Linked DNA regions of Homo sapiens: region 2 is linked to region 1. Evidence: read pairs that join two places in POLR2A ChIA-PET (ENCODE). Cell type or tissue: PC-9. All regions are shown on one strand. Each heading gives the region's core, and the rest is flanking DNA. Links, peaks and the distances in the headings are about the cores only.

What was found. Peaks named below come from ENCODE experiments on the same cell type or tissue, not always from the same donor. Only the 100,000 strongest peaks of a DNase experiment are listed, where the experiment ranks them.
Region 2: POLR2A ChIA-PET joins it to region 1 with 8 read pairs; 4 of 35 experiments call an interaction of 5 or more read pairs at or near these places.

Annotation. Positions count from the first base shown.
Region 1 is chr1:25,639,535-25,642,440 of GRCh38, forward strand. The region is part of intron 1 of MAN1C1 (mannosidase alpha class 1C member 1); the gene reads left to right. Among named protein-coding and RNA genes, the nearest start is that of MAN1C1, 24 kb to the left of the region's middle. In PC-9, for the core only: no CTCF peak of the experiment used is centred there; no DNase peak of the experiment used is centred there.
Region 2 is chr1:25,572,195-25,575,100 of GRCh38, forward strand. It overlaps a transcript of LDLRAP1 not described here. Among named protein-coding and RNA genes, the nearest start is that of LDLRAP1, 30 kb to the left of the region's middle. RefSeq lists an enhancer at 1,783-2,650. In PC-9, for the core only: CTCF peaks have their summits at 745 and 1,002; DNase peaks (open chromatin) are centred at 1,567 and 1,937; H3K27ac peaks cover 1,698 bases.

The DNA.
Region 1 (2,906 bases), core at 173-2,672:
TACTTGCCTCTGGCTACTATATTCTCCACCCTTCCTTTGTTATTTTCTAACCTGCGGTTGGCTAGGAAACTATTTAATCTAGCTTGTTGGCCTTATATGTAAAGTACAAATAAACAGACATTGAGTAGATCTCTAAAGACTCCTGAATCAAATGCATGAACTTCAGTGTACAGGTTTTTGCATAATTTAGATATTTAAAGATTCTTACTTATTTTTTTGTAATTGGCATTGGATGAGTGAAATATAATTTTGTGTTGAAACTATGACCTGAAGAGAGACAACAGTTCTCCAAAGGGCTCCTAATTTCTGGCTGATGTCATCTCAAGTTATTTGTGTATTTTTTGCTCATCTGCTTTTAGCTGTTAGAAGAAAATGTTTGTTGATATTTGTCGTGTTCTAGTAGCCTCTATCAGTTTGAATTTCAGTATATTATAACCTGTCAAATATTTTCTCTGGGCTTTTTACCTTAAGCCTAATGACTGCTTTTTAAAACTTAGTTTGTAAATTCTCACATTAAAACAGTTTTTAAAAAGAGAATCGTTCACATAAGCCAAATTGCTGAATTACTAATCAGAGGGATGCTAAGTAGCTGAAGGAGTTTCCAAGGCACCATCTGTGAGGTCTGATCTCTTGTCTCTCCTCATTCAGAAAATTTCAATGTGAAGTAAATATCATATTTTATTGCAAAGGCTGCCTTTAATTTCATTTGTCTGATTTGGGATGGGTGAAGGTGTTGAATAAAAGTTTTAAGTCTCTTACTTAAGATCCCTCTCCCCCATCCTCATTCTTGGAATGAACTTTTGAGAGGTTAAACCTATACTTTGCCAAGTAAATGCTGATTTCCTGGGAAGACATTTCAGCACCTTTTCTGTTTTTCTGCACTTCCTTGACCTAAATTAGCAAATCTTCCTCCTTTCCAAGTCTCCCAGAAGCCATTCTCCATGTCTGTCACATACCTTACAGAGCTCTGGAGTAGTCTTGTTTTTTAATTATAAGAATCAATAAGAAAAAGAAGACTTTAGTTTCTTCCTTTCAGAACTGGACCTTAGAGAACAGCCTATAAAATAGAATCAATTTTGCTACTTCAGATTATAAGGAAACCCTTTGTAGAGAAAGGTTCATGTTTTGGCAGAATAATAGCTCAGTCTAGAGACTTCTCTAGCAGTTTCAGATACTGGCATTTTTGTGTGTATAATTAAGTGAGGGGTAGAGACCCCACACTAATGTACACTCAGAGGCGGTATTGTGTAATAACTTCCCTATAATCATGCTAGGATATCTATGCCTGATTGTTGATCCTTGAGTAACTAAAAATGGTGCCAGAAAGGTATCAATCCAGATCGAGCCAAGGGAGACCAACATTAGACATTTCTGTGATTAGGCACTGGAGTAGATTATAGCATGATAAGGTTCTCTGTGCTCTGAGTGAAGTGCTGTTCAACTTGGCGCTAATAGGAGCGGGATTCAGGTTTGTGAGCTCTGGAACTCGAAGTCGACTTGCCTGTTAGAGAAGGGGGTTTTGGATTCTGTATAGCCTGTAGTCTTTTAAATGTAAGAATCCTCAGGGAGTCTGCTTTGAAGGGTAGTCGGGGCTAGGCTGGAACAATGCTTCCTGGACAGATCAGGTCAAAAATTCCCAGTGCGCGGGGTATTCTTAGAGCCCACACATCCTCTTAAGAGTTTAGCTGATCCAGCCAACAGCCTTGCGGCATACAGAGCATGGGCTGTCATCCTGTTTTATGGCTGAGAGGCTGAAGACCCTGAAAAGGGATGTGACCAACCCCAGGTCCCACCAGTTTAAATTGTGATGCCTAGACTTAAACCTCCCCTCCCCACTCCAAGGGTGATGTTCTTTCTGTGACATCATTTGAAGGCTAGTGGGTGATAACTTAGAGGAAGAGTTTTCACTTTGGAATGGAAGAGCGTAGAAACTGTCATAGCCTGGATAGGCATGTAAAAGAACCGGTCTTGTGAATCTTTAGACCAGGGTATCTACCCTTTATTGCAGTCCGGAATTATCTGGGGCATTTTAGTAAATACTGATGCCTGAGTTCCTCCAATTAAATCACAGATGCAAATTTAATTGGTCTTGGGTGTAGCCTGAGCACAGGGATTGAAAAATCTTTAGAATGAACCTATGGCAATTTTGTCTTAGCCTCGACTTATCTCTTTTCTGGCTGTAGTTCCCTTTGACCCACTTATGGAAGAGGTTGGAAATTTTCTGTATTTATTAAGACCTGCACCGAAATTGAGTGAGAAAAAAGCTGGAGACAAGAGTCAAAACTGAGTTTTCCAGAGTTAAGAGCAGACACTGTTTACATGATACGGATAAGCCATGAATTTATTAAAACTTTAAGAGAAATATTGAAAACACCTACCATCTATTGAGTCTCAGTTGCAAGAGCTGAAGGAAAGACAAAGACGAGTCTCTGGCTTTAAGGAATTTTATTGTGTAATCTTGGCATGTACTGGAATCACTTCTAACCACATACAGATGCATGGATGTAGGGAAATATTACTTGGCTGCATCAATATTTGCCTGTCCCACCTAAATCTTTTTTGAGGAAGTAGCCAGGACATAAACAGCTGAAATGAAAATATTTGCTTGTCCCGAAGTCGATTTCCCCACAGGCCATCGCCCTCCCTCCTGTGGCTGCCTCTGCTATTCTCATTAGCTAAGCAGCCTTGCCCTTACAGAGATCCTGAGGGCCTTACAGAGATCCTGAGGGCAACAAAGCCGGTGGTCATCTGTAAAATCCAGTAACTGATTGATGCTCAGGAAATAGGAGATACTGAAGAAGTGAAAGAGCCTAACCCAGTCCCAGGTGGTTCCGACTCTGCAGCCGTGCTCTGCTGTTTCATCTCAGCCATGCCAGGTGCTAGACGTGACTTCACCTGAGAATTGC
Region 2 (2,906 bases), core at 101-2,600, 67 kb before region 1:
GCACCTGGCACAGAGTGGCCATCAGTGAGTCAGTTCATCAGGAGGGGAGAACAGCCTGGCTCCCATGAGAGCTGTGAGAAAGGGCAGCCCTGGCTCAGCAGGCAGCGCTGGAGTCCCTGCAGCCTGGGAGTCCACTTTGCCGGCTGTCAGACCCTTCCTGTGACAGCTCCCCAGTGTGCACTGGGTGCACTGGGCTTAGGCACTCTGGGTCTCCGTCACACACAGCCGATGGCATGGCATGCCCAGCCTGGTTTGGTAAAATGTTGTGTGGTCCACCCTCTGCCCCAACCAAGATCTTGGTTTTCATGCTGTCTTCAAAGTGAGATTCTAGAATGTTAATGCTGGGAGAGCCCCTGATGGTTCCCCAGCCCACCCACTGAGCTTATAATGGGGAGTTGAGACCTGCAGAGGGCACAGGACTTGCCCGGGACTCACAGGCAGTTAAGAGAGCTGGGATCTGAGCTGTATTTTCCACCGACTCCATGCCCAGTCCTCCATCAACCTGGAGTAAAGGAGAGAGAAGTCCCTCCCACTCTTGCTAGAAGGGGCCCATGTGCTTGCAGGGAACTGGATGTGATGTTGGTAAGAAGAGGCTGGAGAAAGGACCTTGGTGGATTCTTGAGCATGTAATGAGCACCAGCTCATCATCCGTCTCTCCACTGTCCCCCTCAAGGACGCTGAAGTCTCATCTGCAGCTCAGGCTGCTGGCCAGACACCTAGAAGAGGGGGCATGGAGCTGCAGTTCCGAGTGCAGCCTCTGGGGCCACAGCCGTCAGGACTGGCTTTCAATCCCAGACGGCCGATTTTTAGCCGCAGAAACAACTTAGTAGCCTGTATCTCAGTCTCCTCACCTGTTAAATAGGATAAAGGTGCAGTCCAAACAGGGGCTGCTTTGCGGGGCGGGGGGAGGTCAGATGGGGGTGGGGAAGACCAGTTTCTCCCCAGGGGTAAGGCCCACCCAGGGTAGCCAAGGTGGGGAGGAGACAAGTTGTGTCTTACCAGCTCCCCTGATGCACCCAGGTGCACACTCAGGCCCCGCCACGTTGAGACCACCACATTATGCCCTCAGGAAAAACTCAACAAACTCTACTGTCTAGTGAGGAAAGCGTTGCAGTCTAGCTGTTTCCAGTAGGAAGGGATTTAGTGAAGAGCACCAGATCACAAAAGCCCTGGCAGGGCGAGGGTGCAGGTGGTCCCTGCAGGGGCTCAGGGATCTGGCGGCTGCTGCTCCTGTAGGTCCCGGTGGCTGCATCCCGGGGCAGAGCTGGCCGGAAGCTGCTGGCAAGGGAAGTTGGGAAGAGGTGGTTTGCAGGCATCAGCCCTTGCGGCTCAGGAGGGCACAGGGAAGGGAAGGGAAATGGTGCTGAGATGCAGCAGACCCCCTGGCACCCCACCACCCCAACACTGTTGGGGGGCAGGGAGGGTAAAAGGAGCTGAGGGAGGTTAGCCCGGAGAAAACCTGGCTGCCACACCTATGTCGGGAGCTATGCCGAGGCTTTGCACACGTTACGTAATCCTTAGGACAGCCATGTGAGGCCATGAACTGACCTGATCGAGATGTGAAAAGCTAGGACAGCACCCCGGGGCTATTTCACACAGGCGGGGCCTGCTCCTGCCTCTCCCTGAGCCAGGCTCATTCATCCAATGCCCAGTGATTGAGTGCCCACCACATGCCAGGATGCATGCCAGGCGTCTGGAACATGGCAGCAAACAAAACAGCAGAAATCCCCATCCTCATGGAGCTGACGCTCCCCCAAATATGTATAAATATTTGTAAATACGTAAAAATAGGTGTGGTGTAAGCACTCCAAAGGAAAAAGGGCGGTGGGGGGAAGGGGAGTGGCCTGGCCGGCAGCGCTGCTGCACCTGGGGTGGTCAGAGTTGGACAGAGTGCTGGAGGAGGTAGGGAGGCCCCAGAGAAAGGGCACCTGAGAGGGCAAAGAGCAAGCGCAAAGCCCCAGGATTGCAGTTTGGAATGTGCCAAGGGCAGGAGGAAGTCTGAGGCTGGAGAGGAGGGAGGAAGGAGGTGGACTGGGAAATGGGCTCAGAGCAGGTGCAGGCCTGGACCACAGGGCGGTGGCAAGGCTCAGACCTGCTGTGCAGGGCTCAGTGTGGGGTCTCGAGGACACGAAGGCTGCACAGCCAGGGGCAATGCAGAGACTGAGGCTCTAGGATACTGAGGCTGTCATCCAGGGTCAAGCCCAAGAGAGAGCAACCTCCGGGCTTGCAAGCGGGCAGATGGAAGGTTGAAAAGGCAACCCCATGTCCTCCTGCTCTGTTGTCTGAGCGGGGGGCTTCCAGATTTGTTGAAGAAAAGGATGTGTGCATGGCCAGCTGCCTGGGTTTGGTGGTGGTCCCAAATCTGTGTGTCGGGAGCCCTGTGGGTGTCTGTGGGCCTCTGGCAGTAGCCTGAGTCAGAGATTGGTGTATCCCCGTGTGATGTGGAGGGCTGGTGTCTCTTGGTCCCTGCCAGCCGAGCAAGAGGCTGATGCAGCGAGTGTTCTGGGCATGCTATATCATTTCTCTGGGTGTGCATGAGTGAGCCTGTGTTGGCTCCGTGGGCCTGTATGTGCCAGGAGCGTGTAGACCTGAAGGTCTGTACATGAGTCAAGGGTGAGAGGCCTGTGTGTTTCCTTGTGCGTCTGTGGGTTCCTGCTTGTCCGTAGTGGGCAGCAGTGAGGGGTGTCTTTGACTTTGGCCTGTCATTGTCTGTTTCATGCTCACTTGACATTCCACAGCTCAGCTGTAGTTCTTGGAACGAATGGAAACAGACAGCACCCAGGACCCAGTAGGACTGGCCTGTGCTTCTTGGATACTTGGGTTCAGGGTCTCCTCCCCAGCGGTCTCTAACAGCTGAGGTAGGGACGACTCACCGTCCCGGTCCCCAAATGCAGTGCTTTAAACTC